2 separate regions of the Mus musculus genome follow, and region 2 is linked to region 1. A link is a loop called in an ENCODE intact Hi-C map of the cell type or tissue named here. Cell type or tissue: heart. All regions are shown on one strand.

Region 1 (8,000 bases):
AAAGTTGTTTTTTCTTAGTCAATTAGAAATTGTCTATATTGTACAATTTTTGAGTTTAGACTCAGTAAACTACTGAATCTAAGTGTGAAAACACAGAATTTTCCAATTGAACAACTCTAGAGTTATAAAGCCAGCATTTCTAGAAAGGCAAATGTCTTATATTCCACAAATATGCATGCATTTGAGATATGACTTTAAAAAAATAACCCTAAACTTCTATAGTGCTTCTTCCTATTTCTCTAAAGCAAGGGGCTTGAGATTTAATTTGGGGCAAAACATTCATGGACAGTCGCCATCTTTTGAAGTAGAAGTGGGATGCATAGTGGTCCATAAATTTAAATTATCCATTGGTGGAGATAATGTGTTGAATAAACATGGCTAGCAGTAAAGTCCATGCACAGGCAGGTGTATAATGCTTTGAAAAAAATTGAATTTCTCTTTTAAGGAAAAATCAGACCATAAAATAAAGATGACCAGGAAGAGCAACCAGTGACTTTTTACCTGGGTGGACTCCCAGGATCTCAGAAAGTGAAGAACTACTCTTTAGGGTAGGAAGATGTGTGTGTGTGTGTGTGTGTGTGTGTAAAATTTCAACTTAATCCTTTTAGTATTTTTAAGACTGATGTTTTTAAAGATGTGTTTGAACTGAGAACCGAATATTTTGAACCCTTCAAACTTTAATATCCTAAGTTGCAGAGTGATACAGAGGATGAGAAATTCCTCTCACTAGGATTTTGTGGTGTAATCCCTGACTGACTGTGTTATGTAATCTCGAATTTTTCCCCCACAGAACAGTCTTGCATAGTTTTCAACTGGTGTATTGATCTATTATATCATCTATTTTTTTTTTTTACACTGTAGACATTTAATACATGACTGGTGTCTTGGGGAGAACCTCGTGTAAGAAAAAATTACTTTTAAAATGGAATTTCACTTTCTGAGCGTTTTTATGTTGGTGAAACTGGTTTGACAGAAGGAGTGCATCTTCACATGTAACAGTGTGCTGCAGAGGGCTGAGTGTTGGCCTCCCAAGTGTGCTCTGCTCCCCTGCCCCCTCCCCGCTTTTATTACTCAGCCATCAGAACTTAGTTTTGATTTAGCTTTGATGATATCACTACCAGCTCTGAATTAATCGCTGTGGAAATGCTGTTTTACAAGTAACTGTCAAAACAGAATTTCAAAAGACTCCATTTGATCACAGAGAGCACATTTACATCTGTTGGAATAATTCTACTTTTACTTTACAAATGCACACCCACGCAGGAGGGCTTTGTGCTGAAATATTCTCTTTTCCGAGCTTTATATTTGTATCTTTTAAAATGTGAATGATGTTAAAACTTACATGCCTCGGAATCCAGGCTTCGTGCTTACTTTCATAGCTGATAGGGAAATATGGGAATTAAAAAAAAAAAAGAAAGGAAAAACCCTTAAAGCTTTCAAAAGAGCTTTTTAAGAAGTGGAGTTTAAAGGTTTGTATCACCCTTGAAACCTTTCATCCCATCCCCAATAGAGACCAATGGGTGCTGGTGCTGCTAATATATTTGTTTATCCTCTTTCCAAGAATCTAGCTGCTTGTAAATCAATTTATACTGCTGATTTTGTACAACATGGTACATCATTGGCAGCCCTAGTGAACGTGCTATTTTCTTAGGCTACTACTAATTTGTTTTCGATTTTGGTTCACTGGGAATTGAATGACTAAATGATTGCCTTGCGTTCCTGCCTACCTGCCCTTCATATGAAATCGGGTTTATACACGATTGTGATGTTGTATGTGAACCCATCACAGTGGCATGTTATGTTGTGACAGGCTGGGATATAAGCTTCTGGGAACAGTGTCTTGTTTGTCACCCCCAGTTTTTTAGGTGCAGCAGGCAAAACCCAAATGCCAGAATTGATGAATTGGTGGATTTTTATAAAGTTAATAATTAGCTGCCACTTTTTTTTTTTTAAATTTTAAAGTCTTCAGTTGCAAACAAATTACATATATTTGGACCAGAGCAGTTAGGTAATAGTGCTATAGAAAGGAATAGTTTTTGTAATTTTCACACTTTCAACAAATGCCTTGTTAGTGAACTCAGCTACTTTGGGGAAATATTACTTGATAATGAAAATTGTGAGGCACACTAGGACTCGTTTCGTGTCATTTGTGACCAGTTCCACTGCTTGCTTACTATCAGGGATGACACATGCTTTGAAAACCAGATCTTGGTGAGTTCCATAAAAGCAAGATGCGCTGCTTCTGATACTTAGAATGAGGTCAAGAATCCTGAGGATATTTGCTGATCACTGTTGGTAGTGCACAGCCAGACTGCAGTTTGTAAACAGTTACTTTTCACTTCCTAAGTGAAGGAGTCTGTGGAGGAGATGTAATCACCTTGTGAGAAATAAGGACATCCCCTAGGCTGACAGGCACCTGGTTTTACTGCTCAAGTTCAAATGTTAGCCTTGTTTGCAAGGATACTGTTTAACTCTCAGGGCAGTCCATGTCACTGTTTCCCATGTCCAGGTCCGTCAGACCCAAGGCATAGAACAACCTTGCTTCTATCCCTTCGTATTTATTTTTCTGTGTAATAGTTTTTTCTTTGATAAAGCCCCACCCTTTAAAGAAGAACTGCTTCTTCAAGCTGTAATATTGTTTTCCAGTTCTACCTTGAGTGTTCATGCCTCTAGTTCTTTACAGCCAACAAAGAGTGGGTTGCCTGCGGTGTGGGGAGACTGGAGGTGGACTACTAATACAGTAGCGAGTAGATGGCTGAGAATCCTGCGTTGTCCATATAGTTCAGCCTGCTTTCAAAAAGTTGTCCCTGAGTGATCTTTATTTGCGAAACCCATTTCACGTGAGTGGGAACCTCACTTTCTGAGAGCCTGGCTGGGTTCTCCTCCCTTTGGATGTTGTCATTCTGGGGAAGATGTAACCAGAGTTCCTAGTGGGAGGGAGGAATGCCCTCCCTTTCAAATCTTAGCCAGGACATCATTTTGTTCAGTAGAATGAATGGCCAGTTTTAGAAAAAAAAATTCCTGGTATGAACTGGACCCTTTCTCTCCTTTACTTTATGGAAGCAAAACAGGTGGACAGGATGGTAGGTCAGAAGAGGAGTTTCCTCTGAAGACCTCTCACAACTACTATCCATAAAACCTGCAGTGAGAATATGATACACCGTGTGAGCACAGAACAGTCTCTTTTCCCCTTTTCTGGGAGTCTCCCTCACGGTTCTCACATGATCTCTTGGGGAAGTCCAACTCTAGCTACCGAGAGGCAAATCATTAGTTTAGTACCCAGCACCCTTGTAAAGCCTTCTTTTCCTCCTAAACAATTAAAGGATATTATTTGGCATGAATGAACTAAAGTAGCCATTTCCATAGAGGCAGGAAGAACGGGTAACTCAGATTCAACTCAAGTGGCCGATCCAGAGAGAACACAGAACACTCATTCATGTTAGACAGCTCTTTTTCCCACCTAGATCAGAGGCCTTCACCTCAGTAGATCCATATCACCGAGGTCTGAACATAGTCCACGAATATTGTTGGTAGGTCCTTAATTTTTATCCATATCCAAGTGACAATTCCAGCGTGAACTAGAACCATTCATTGTTAGCCTTTGCTGTTCAGTGGGTTGAAAAGATGTGCATTTCAAATGAATTCACTTTGTTTTGTTTGTTATTTTTTTTAGATTTATTTGCTTTAATTTTATGTGTATGGGTATTTTGCCTGCATGTATGTCTTAGTATCATGTATGTGCAGTGTCCTAAGAGGCCAGAAGAGGGCATTGTTTTCTCTAGAGCTGGAGTGACAGAAGGTTGTTAGCCACCACGTGGGTACTGGGAACCCAATCCTGGCCCTTTTGGAAGAACAACAAGTGCTCTTCTCTGCTGCACCACCTCTCCAGCTCAGTGTGAGTTCATTTTAAAACTTGTTATTTTGATAAATATGATTCATTTCTGTGGTACTTATAAGTATTATTTAATTTCACACATTTGAAATATACTTAGAAGAGTCTAGAGTGTTTACCAGACTGCAAAACTGGAACCCAACCCCTACAATGTGAAGAACATTGGCCTGAGACATGGTCACTCTCAGAGTTGGTGGGTGGATAGGTAGGGACTCGTGCTTTGGGTTTTCCTTCAGGAGTAGACATTGAGAGCTTAAAGTGCTGGAATCAGCCATCCCTGAGTTTCTATCCTGACAGTGTCCTCTGTTGGCCCTGTAGTCCCAGGCATCCACTCAGAGCCTTGGTTGACTCTCTCATTAATACCCTCCTCCCCAAGCCCTTGGTTAAGGATGGTGCTGGATGATGGTGATTGGTGCTGGGAACAGCATTTCTGTTGCTGTGACAACCACTCTGCCCCTTCTCCTACTGATACTACCAGGATCACTACCCACAATCTCACTTTGCTCCATCAGGGTAGAGGGCATTGGTTTGTTTGTTGGAGCCATGTAGAAGCAGCTCATTTAAAACATGTAAGACATACTCGGAGTTCCATCTGGCAGTCAGGGAATGTTCCAGTGACCCCCACAGGCTACCTCCTGATGGCGGATCTTCCTCTGGACTCATCTCATCCTGTGACTGCATTTGGGTAGAGGAATACAACATTGCTCAGCTCTAGTAGCCTTAAAATTCCATGAGTGTGGGATTTTGAACTGTAATGCAGGAGCCAGATGCCATCCCCAGGGCCTCTGTGTCCTCCAGAACGGCTTAAAAAGAGACCATATTAAGCAATTTAGCTTTAGGAGGATGGAAACATGCATGAGAAGTGTTTGGGGACCACTGATGTTTAGGGGCACATGGTGCCTCCTTTGCTCCCATGGGCATTAGTGGGAGCATTCAACTCTTCTCTCATAGTCTCAATAACAACCTTAGTAAAGGGGAAACCAAACCAAACCAAAACCCCCAATCCAGATATTTGTCCAGAACTTGAAACATGCCACTCCACTTCATTTCATCTTTCTAGACACTTTTTTTTTTTTTTTTGCAGAGGTGGGGTGGGTGGGCTATGGAGTTGTAACAGTCTCTTAGGTTTACATTGTTGGAGAACTTATATTTGGGAGGCTAATCATGTGATGGGTTTAGAGTTGGGATTGAAATCTAAGTAGATTGACACTGTAACCTTTTTTTTTGTTTGTTTAGTTTTTCGGTCTAGCTGTGTAGCACATGCTGGCTCCAAACTTCACATCCTCCTGTTTTAGGTTCTCAAAGGCTGGGATTATAGGGAAGCACCATGTTAGCCCAGAACTCCAACTTTTAAATCACGGTTCCATGTTACCTGTAGTCATGTTACCTGTAGTTGGTATAGTGCATGCTGCAGAAGTCTCTCTCTCTCTCTCTCTCTCTCTCTCTCTCTCTCTCTCTCTCTCTCTCTCTCTCCCCACAAAACATGGCGAGGCAGTTATTTTAAGTGGCACGGCTAAGATGTAACAGATCTGGCAACTGCTGTGAAGATGGAATCGGAACAGCAAGTTGAGGATGAAGCCGTTTCCTAGTCTCGGTCTAGGGGTGTTTGTTGATACAGTTGCATGGTCTGGAAGGGTGAAGCAGGGGATTAATTGACGATAACATGGGCCGAGGACTAAGAGTGAAAATCTGGTATCATCTTTTCTTTGGCTTTCGGAGAGATCATAAGGGCGAGGGCCTGGAAGGACCGAGAAGTAAGTGTATTATGTGAAATTGCCAAATAATCAATAAAAACATTAAGGTCAAAAGGAAAAGTAAGGCCAGCTGGCAGAGTTCAATGGCTTCAGTGAGATTGCTGTGACCTCTGGTTGAGGAGCCAGGTAAACCACATACACAGGTGCTGTTGAACAGGTGTCAGGGACCTTAGGCATGGTGGCCTGTGTGTGTCCCTTTCCAGGAGGAGCTGCCAGAGGAGTCTGCCACTGCATGCACATTTTATGGTGAAGCGAGGAATCTGAGTATCTGGAACGTGAAAGTCCCTCATTTGAAAGTGCTTGGCTGGCGTTGGAGAGCTGGTTCAGGGTACTGGCTGGTTTTGTGTTTTCTCAGAGGACCCAGGTTCTAAGGTCCTAGGAGCTTAAGGACCAGGACCAGGTCCTAAGTCCTGGTGACTTAGGACCATCTGTAAGTTCAGTCTCAGGGGATGATGCTGTCTCTGGTCCCTGTGAGGACCAGGTACATACATAGTACACAGCTATGCATGTAGACAGAAACTCATACACATAAAATAGGTAAGTTAAGTAAACTAGGAAGTGCTGGGAAGTTGGGCTGAGGAGACTGCCCAGCTGGTACAACGTTTTCCACATAGAAATGAAGACCTGAGACAGAGCCCAAGGGCTATGTAACAAAGCTGGGAATACTGGGGTTACTCCAGAGAATTCCCGAGCCAGGGAGGTAGAGACAGGCAGATCCTGGGGCTTGCTAGACAGCCAGCATGGAGCAGTCAGTCATCCCCAGGCTAGTGAGAGACCCTGTCTCAAAAAAAACCAAAGCTCAAGGATGTTGCAACTGAGGAATGACACGGGAAGTTGACCTCTGGCCTCCACTTGCATGCACACAATCCATGTTATTGCCAAACTGGACACATTTGTGGCAGGAATTCAGCCTGAGAGTTCCCACGTCGGTCCTTTTGTCAAGTGTAAGTTCTCAGATGCACTGTGCCCTAGAAAATGCCATTAGTTTTATTTCCTTTTTCAGACTTTATAATTGTCTTTTAAAAGGGGAGGTTTTAAAATTCGTGATATAGTCTCCTTTATTTTAAATGAGCACAGAGTTCTGAATATCTGGCTTTTTTTTCCTCACCCCATTTTCTTTTTTTTGTTTTTTGTTTTTTGTTTTTTCTAGACAGGGTTTCTCTGTGTAGCCCTGGCTGTCCTGGAACTCACTCTGTAGACCAGGCTGGCCTCGAACTCAGAAATCTGCCTGCCTCTGCCTCCCAAGTGCTGGGATAAAAGGCGTGCGCCACCACTGCCCAGCCTCACCCCATTTTCTAAGGTACCAGCAAATATTCAGAGTTGGGAGAGGAGGGACATGGTTTTCAAGCTCACTACTTGACAGAGCTTTGAACTGTGATCAGTTTACCATAGAAAAACGAGTGACTTCCTTTATTACAGGGTCAGAGAGGCTCTCTTGCCTCTGTCACTGGCTGAATTCTGCAAATCATGGGATATCTCTCCCTGTCTTGACAGTTGCAGTGTTTATCCTGAACACTGAGAAGTTAGATCTGTTTCTGCAGGCAAGTATTTCAAGGCGAACCCACCCTAATTTTTTCCTCCCAGTCTTCAATGGGAGATCACTTTGGGTCAAATGGAAATGTAGCCCTTTGAGATGGGGTTCTCCTGTATCTACTGATGTTTGGTTATTGATTACATAGCCAAAGCCCTCTCTGGAATTTAAATTTTTATTTTCGCTGGCTTCTAAAATGATGTAAGTGAGCTACTAATATGTTCCAGTTGAAGTGACAATGCAGAAATACAGAAGCAATATGTAAAGTACTCTTTCCCACCTACACCCTCCCCAGATATAACCATTGGCAACAGTTGCAAGTGTCTCCCTCCTCCTTTTGTCCATTCATTTACATACACAAATACATATACGTGGTTCTCTTGTTATATAAATTGAATCATACTGTACATGCAGATGCATTTTTATTATATAAACTGCATCACACTACATTCACTTTTCTTAGACTTGCTTTGTCTTCATAACTGTATCTTATGATAATTTATTTATTGTCTGGATACTGGTTATCTTAGCTTTGTAACACTGTATACTGTCTGGTAAGACATAGAATCTTGTTGGGCTTTAACAGCGGGCTTTAACGGGTTTCTCATGACCGTACAGTGAAATATAGCAGATTTCTTTTCATTATTCTTCATGAGTTTGTGTGAAAAATTTTTTTATTACTAAAATCCAAGAAATAGAATTGCTTGGTCAAAATGGCTTAATCACCTTTAAAATTCAGAGAAAACACTGTCAAATTGCCTTTTTAAAAAAGGTCCTCGATAGAATTTCTGTCTCAGAGAACCTCAGGTTATGCATATAAATG
Region 2 (8,000 bases), 70 kb after region 1:
TTAAGAAACCAGATCTACAAAGGAAGCCATTATATTGCAATATGGTTATTAAAATACTAGATAAATTTGAGCTGTGATAACAGATACTTATCAGTAACAAATGAAATGGCATTACGTTTTTTTTGTTTGTTTGTTTGTTTTTGCAATGTTCAAGTATGCGCAACAGTTCTAGCATGAGGTAAAAATAACTGAGATTTCTATGAACACATATGTTACAGATGATCCAGAGTACAGACCTGGCTGTTGATTTATAGTCATGGCTGGATAATGCTCTTCTCTTCACATACGTACTGAAAACACCCATGCACATATTTGTCCCTCCCAGAGTGTGCTTCCGTGACTGTATTCATGACTGGAGAAAGCGACCTCTACCCTCAGGCAGTTTGCCCTTAACTAGGAGATTTAAAAAAAATCACAACTTGATTTTTTTCTCTTTGCTATTTATATGGTTACCAAATGATATCACAAGCCCCAAATACTAATAGGTTCCCAAATGAATTTTTTAAAAATGCTAAAATCCCTTTATAATTTGTCCAGTGTCGTTGACCATGAGAAAGAGTGTGACATCTATCTGTGCAGTCATGGAATTGCTTCTCCCTGGAGTATTTTACCCATGTGCTTTCTCCTTAAGGCATGCTGCAGACTCCCTGCACGTTACAGACCCGGGGAGGAAGCTGAACTCTAGTCCTCTTGGCCATTCTATACATTGAAATCAAAAACAAACACAAACGTACAGAATTGTGAAGAGTTGACCCCAACAAACTGACAACAGGACCCTTGCCTACAGTGAGAGGGGCTCATATTCAATGGCGAAAGTGAGAGTGCTGGGTTGTCTTCCAATTGTAAGTGAATTTAACAAGGGGGTGAGCTGGTTGCAGCTTTAAGGGCCTGTAACTCTATATCCAGCTGTGTGTCTGTTGTCTTACAAAATGTGGATGGCAGGACACATGAGTCATAGTATATTATTTAAAAAGTTAAATTAACCTGTATTGGTGTGAGACCCTGAGGCAGTTTTCGGTGGCCCAGCCCAGGCCTTCTGCCCTTAGCATTTTGAGCCATATTTCCAGAGCCACACTGCGCTCTCTCTAGGCCACCCTGGACTCACTAAGTCTGCATAGGTCTAGACACTTCCTGTGCTGCTTTCACCATAGGCTCTTCTGGTCGTTCAGAGGCTTCTGGAGTCTTTCTGAGTATTCGTTGAGCCACATGGAACGTCCAAACTTCCATTGTTTTAAACACAGCCCATTGACTTGGGAGTTCATCCAGGGCCTAACTCATGCTGGTGTAGGTGTCCCTCACCAGGGAGATGGCCAAGTAGGCCTCTCAGGGAGTGGCTCTCCAGTGGGAACCCTTGTGATATCCGAGGACCTTTTTGGCAATATGAGGACACTACAGTGGCATACTGTACTGCCTGTGAGATAGGTAGACAAACCCAAAATGAAACAAGTTGCTGCTTTTGCCCGGGAATAGGCACAGTATACTGGTGAACACATGCTTAGGCGAGTCTGGTAGGACGGATCATCTAAGCTGTCAGTGGCTTTGTGAAGCTCCGCCCAAGGGGAAGGCCCACACTCCTTCCTGCTGCTGCCCTGGATGGTCTCTTAGCCATGACCTCTGGCCGCCCTTCTCTCTTCCTGATTACAGCTTCCTGGTGTCCTGTTTTTTTTTGCTCTCACAGGCCTTTGCTTCTGTTGTAGCTGCACTCTAGGGTGCCTCCCCTTTCACTACAGGTAATGGCTCCATGTGATGGATTTATCACTCTGCACGGCACTAACTTCCCTACTTCTGACTTGCAGTTATTTAAATTCTGTTGTTCCTACAAACTTGTAAGTTCAGAGTGATATAGGACCAAGATACGTGGCTAGTAAACCATTCAGTGAGTGGATGAATGAATGTTTGAATAGTACCACACTTGAAAGGGGCCAGAGCTGAGCATGTTGATGGCAGTGTGTAACCACTCTGTCAGGCAGCTTCCTTTCCAATGGATTCACCATTCCTGTAAAGACACCATTCTCTACTGGTGTAGATGGTTTCAGCGGTCTGCACATGATAGTGTCTCTTCATCAGTCTTATTTATCTCCCTTGTAGGTATCAGTATCAATTTCAGGGTGAGTTGAAGAAGCAGTTTCAGATAAAGGAGAGATGAGGAGACAGAGCTTTGTGCTAAAGGGGAAGAGCCAAGGGGGTCAAGGCACTGTCTTTTGTCCTAAGCCTCATTAACATTAATTTATCACAATGCAGGTTAGTTCTCAGCATGTCACAGGAGTAGCTCCTCAGATAATGTTGTGGCTATTGATCAATTAAAAAGGCATTATGTCTTGGGTGGGTATATCCTGGGACTTGGAGCTTTCAGCTTTCCCAGGTAATCCTGTTATGTACCTAACTTTGAGAATCACTAATATCAGTATCTAGGTAGATCAAAGTTACTCATGTTAACATTTCCAGTGTGATTCAGTATTTCCTGTCTTGGTAATTTAATACTTTTTAGCAATTTTATGATTTTTATGTACATAAAATTAGCACTTGTACTTTGTTCAAATTTATCATTGTGATATTTAATATATAACTTTTTGGCAAATGACCTTGTATGACCTCGTTCCCCACCCCCCAGCCCCACCCCTCTTCAGCTATCACAGAGAAACAGCTGACAATCCTTCATATTGGAGGAAGCTGGGAGGAAACCATTTTTCAGATAGTGTGCCTATAACGTACCAATTTAGAACTTCTCCTTGCTTTCCATTGCTGCCTTGTCTGTTTTCCAACTCTCCAGCCTCTTGCTTACCAGGGCCAGGAGGAAGAGCCCCGTAGCCCCCGAAGAACTTCCAGAAAGCTCTTTGTTATTTTCTGATTTCCTTTGTAACTATGCATGGCACCTTTGTTATAAGTGAGCTGGCTAAGGTGACAAGTGAAGGGACTTTGGGGTCCTTTATAGTCATTTTGCCTACCCCCTCCCCCCAGCATCATCTCCAGCATTCCCACGAGCTTTCTGTTCACCTGTGTACGCTTCCAAACAGTACTGGGAGGCTTGCACCACCAATCTCCCTTGTGATCGCTCCCTGCTATTGTTTTAACTGCCAGAGCTGAAAATGAAATGTGTCATTGTGTGCTGCTGTTCCTCTAGCATCTAAACCTCCTCCTTAAGAATCATTTCGGGATGCTTAGGATCCAGCAACCTTGTCATAGATAGAGTAGGTAGGCATTGCTACAGAACAATGCGCTGGGTAAAGCGCAGTAACTCCCAAGTCCAGAATGTACACATTGAAAGTTATAGAATTTGAGGTCACTCCATTCCGTTTCATTTAAAGAAGAAATACTAGAGTAGGAAGATACTGTGTGAATGTTGCAGATAAGCCTCAACCTCCCATTTCTTCGCCATGTGAGCACATATCAAAATATCAGGGCTAAGGCTACTGTTGTATTGTACATCCATAGAACGAGGATCTGGGCTGGAGTCTTCCAAATACCAGAAAACTTTACCAAAACCAAACATGAACTAAAGTGGATTAAAAATTGACAACATGGCTCGTGTTGTACTTCCTGACAGAGTACTTGTTTGGTACAGGTTAGACCCTGATTTATCTATAGCCAGAAAACAACAAAGGGGTTCTCAAGAGATGTTTATGGGATAAGTGAAAATATTTTTATGTTGTCAAGTCTAGGAAATTTGGTTGAAAACCTCATATTTTGCCATTTCGCAGACAGGCAAAATTTTAATTTCTAGTCTTTATTTTAGTGTGATCTAAAAGTCAGTCTCCCCACCCCACCCCCACCCCCTCCACCCCCAGCCTGGAATTACTCATGTTTTAGAGATTACTTCAGAAAATGGAGTTTCGTGACATGGAGTTTGTATTTGAGCCCCAGCATTTCTGTTTCTCTAATACATTTTAGTAAACTTGGAAGCTGGGCAGGAGCTCAGAGACTGTCTTATTATCGGCCTGCACAGGACAATTGAGAGCGCTGAGCCCTGGCTTGGCATCTCTGCTGTCCATCAGAGCGAGGCCAAAGCCAAGCAGCTGTTCAAAAGCCCGACTTTCTGGTTCTAAATTGCACACGCTTTTCTCTACTTCAGAGTAAACACCATGGTTAGTATCTTAGGTTGGTGTCTTCTAAAACTGGTTTGAGCTTAACTTGGGAGTATAAATAGTACTCAGGAGGGTCCTGTGTCTGCCACTAGGGGTCAGAAGCAATTGGAAAAGAAAGGAAAGGCAACCATAAAAGGGCTAATTAGTTGATCCCAAGATGGGCAAATGGCCTCCTTTGTGCTGGGGTCGGGGGGGGGGGTGGGGGTGCGGGGGGGAGTCTTGAGAAACAGCGCAGTGTTTCTCAGCTGTTAGACGAGGCAGTGGGAGCCAGACTTTTTACCAACTTCTGTGGTGTAAGGACTTCTGACAGCTTTTCTATTGGTATTTGTATCTGAAAGGTACACCAACAGGAGAATGCAGACTCCTAGAATAACACCTCTTCCACATAGAGAACCTGAGTCACTGGGGAGCTACAGGGACCTGGGTGGGTCACTAGCAGCTTCTGCAAGCACACTTAGGGAAAGAATAAGAGCTAAGCTGCCAGACATCTACTGCTCCCATATGCTAAGCACCTGGACTGGATTTATTTACGTAGATGCCCAGTGCTCGTCCAAGGGAAGAAGAGATGGAGCAGGAAGGAAGTGTGCGACTTCCAGTAGAGGATGTTACTCCCCTGAGCCTCCAGAGCTTCTCTCCAGTTCCTTAGGCGGGTGCTAACCGTTACATCCACAGAGTGCTGGCAGCTCCAAGAGGGGATTAATGAGGGAGGGTTGCTAGGTTAGGGGGCTTGCTCCGTTAGATTTCTCTCAGTCATACTGACAGATGACAGTACATCTCCTGGAAGCTACAGAATCTGTCATGTGGTTTTGGATACAGCTGTGCTCTGTGGGTTCCTATACCTCTTTCTCTTCTCCTTCAGCCCCAAGCTATGCCACACTCCCTGGTTGGCTTCCTAAGCTCTGTCATGCCTGGTAAATCACCCCATATAAGCTCGCCTTAGTTGTGTATTCAAGTTGCCATCTGCTTCCTGCTGAGACCCTTACGGCGGCACCATCTTGGTATCTTTTGCTTCCTGAACACTTGGGTGGAATGGAACAGCCAGAGACATTATGAAGATAATGATAAGTTGTCCTTGAGCTCCAAGGATACTCAGCATTTAGGATGTTGTACCACAAGAAGGGGTACACATCCCCAAATATGTTTCGAACAAATGACTTTAAGTTGTAATTGGAGTGCTTTCTTTTCTGCTCTATGGGAAACTCTGTATGAGCAGCAGATTGAAAATTAGAAATTGTGTCTTATGATGACTACCCATACAGCTAATTATAATGTACTTAACCATATAAGCTGGAAAATATTCAATGCAGGGAAACAGAAGGGTTCAATGGATCTGTCCATCTAGAAATTTCAGATTTATCTTGTATATTCTAATTTTAGATAAGTATGTATTTTTCTCTTTAGCTCTTGAAGTTTCCCATCCATCTAGTGAGTTATAATCCCCTCTCTGAGAGTTTTTAAACGCTGCGAAAGACACTTCAAGCACCTAGAAAAGGCTCTCCAGCAATAGAAATGCTCCTTCTGCAGGGACCCTTGTGATGCAGGCACTTTGCTGATCACTGTGGACTCAGTAATGAATAGCACTTGATGTGTACTTTCAAGGAAATCACAATATGTTGGAAAAATAGGAGTCTAAACAAGTAATTATACGAATTGTAAAGTATTATTAACATATACTGGGCTCTAGGTGTATCTAAGTGAGGGTATACTTAAGTGTAGCTGACTTTGGCTAGTTTTGGGGTTGTTTTATCTTCCACCCTTCTCTATCTTTTTGTCTCCTACTCTTTCAATCCCCTATCACTAGATAAGAGAGAGAACAGGGCAGAGAGGAAAGGAAAGAGATTCCTGAATAAAGTCGGGGTTGGAAAGGGGACGGTTTTATCCCTTAGAATACCTCCTGTTGATTAGGGGCATCAAGTTCCTTGGAGTAAGTTTGACTTTCACCATTTAGATATCCGATTTCTTCTTGGTTTTCCTTTGTGCATGCCTACTTATCCATGACCCATAGCGAATAACAACAACCCACCCCACTCTTGTGGCCCTAGCATTCATACACCCTCTAAAAAGACCCCAGAATTCCAAACATCCTCACACAGGCACAGAAACTATCTGCAGCTGGAAAAATCACCCCTGCCAGAGCACGAGGCAAACCTAGCTGCTGTGGACAATCTGAAGCAGCCCCATATCCCACAGTTGGGATTAAAGTGAAAATATATTCTTATACCGTTTCTGTGGTTTTAAAAGAAACTAAAATTCAAAAATTCTTACTACACTTAATTCTGCCAGGAAACGGCAAAGAGGTTGATGAGTGACCAGAAATCCACAAGTTCGGTTTGAAGGACAACAGAGAGGGCAGGAGGATGAAGGAGAGGATGGGGGCTGTTGGATTGCCTGGTGGTTTTGAGATGGAGTCAAACACATGATTTAGCCCATAGCCTTTGGAGGAATGCCTGGACTTGAGGCCAAAGATAAAATAGTAATTTAACCCTTAACACTTACCATCATTTAGAATAATATGGATTGTACATACTCTAAAAATATTAGAGATATGTAAGCAAACTGAAGACAGTGTTTTAAAAAATCATTGGATATTTAGTGGGAAACATATTGTGTCATCTTATAGTGATGCTCCAAATATAGTGTCATCATTACGTGTAACATTTGTTTTTATTTTATTTAATGTATATATTCATGTGTATCTGTCTGAATGCGTGTGTATGCATGCCTTGCATGCCTGTGTTCGTGAATGTGTGTGTGTGTTTCTGTAAGTGCATACATCCATGAGGGCAAGATAACGATGTTGGATCCTCTAGAACAGCAGCTATTGTACCAGCTGATCTGGGTGCTTAAATCAATCTGGGGGCCTTAGGAAGAACACCAGGTTTTTCTCGTTCTTCTCTTCTTCTTTCTGATGGACTGAATATACTTTCACTGGTACCTTGAGTATCCATCTGTTCTCCGTTTCTGAGTCCCCTATGCCTGCTCGTAGCTTATCTGCCATGTGTTTGACCTTCACACTGGCATAGCTCAGACAGCATGGCCTCCTTCTCTCTTTTTCTTCTCCATTTTTCCCTTCCAGGCACCTCCTGAGCTTTGCTGCCCCGAGGTTTAACTCTAGTATGATGGTCCATTCTTATTTTATTAATGATCCTAAGGACCCTGATTTGCCCCATAACTTGATCAGATCTCCTGGATCTTAAGTGCCAAGTTCTAGAATTGCACTCAGGCTCTGTGCCCTGCAGGGACTCGTCTGTGTCTCCGTCCTTCCTTTTCTCAGTCTTTGCTCTGGGCTTTCCCTGCTGTCACCTTCTCTTGCTTTGTACCTGACCACACCAAAACTTACTGGCTGGAAACAACAGCCAGCATTTCATGTGTCTGTGGGTTGACTGGTCTCAGCCAGGCAACACGGCTCCGGGAGAGACTGGAGCAGTTGCTCTTTTTGTGGTTGGAGTGTTTGAGATGACTCATTGAACATGAGCAGTTGGCTTCAGGGATGAGCTCAGCTAGAACGTCTCCGGTCTTGTCTGGGCTGCTCCCTCCACGTGGAGTGGTCGGATCACTGAAAAGCACGAGATGCTCAGGAGGACCCTTGTCAAGCGCAAAAGCAGAAGCCACTTAAGAGAGGAGCAGCTGGATGACAAGTCCATCCTCTCTGTTGTTCTTCAAACCGAACTTGTGGATTTCTGGTCACTCATCAACCTCTTTGCCGTTTCCTGGCAGAATTAAGTGTAGTGAGAATTTTTGAATTTTAGTTTCTTTTAAAACCACAGAAACGGTATAAGAATATATTTTCACTTTAATCCCAACTGTGGGATATGGGGCTGCTTCAGATTGTCCACAGCAGCTAGGTTTGCCTCGTGCTCTGGCAGGGGTGATTTTTCCAGCTGCAGATAGTTTCTGAGCCTGTGTGAGGATGTTTGG

The links. Peaks named below come from ENCODE experiments on the same cell type or tissue, not always from the same donor. Only the 100,000 strongest peaks of a DNase experiment are listed, where the experiment ranks them.
Region 2: it touches region 1 in a loop (2.2-fold over the local background); 4 of 42 quality-filtered maps call a loop at or near these places.

What each region holds. Positions count from the first base shown.
Region 1 is chr2:135,660,209-135,668,208 of GRCm38, forward strand. All of the region lies in intron 1 of Plcb4 (phospholipase C, beta 4), which reads left to right. Among named protein-coding and RNA genes, the nearest start is that of Plcb4, 4.7 kb to the left of the region's middle. In heart, a CTCF peak has its summit at 3,743 (motif pointing right); no DNase peak of the experiment used is centred here; H3K4me3 peaks cover 358 bases; H3K27ac peaks cover 28 bases.
Region 2 is chr2:135,730,169-135,738,168 of GRCm38, forward strand. All of the region lies in intron 1 of Plcb4 (phospholipase C, beta 4), which reads left to right. Among named protein-coding and RNA genes, the nearest start is that of Plcb4, 75 kb to the left of the region's middle. In heart, a CTCF peak has its summit at 4,139 (motif pointing right); DNase peaks (open chromatin) are centred at 1,563 and 7,573; H3K27ac peaks cover 2,464 bases.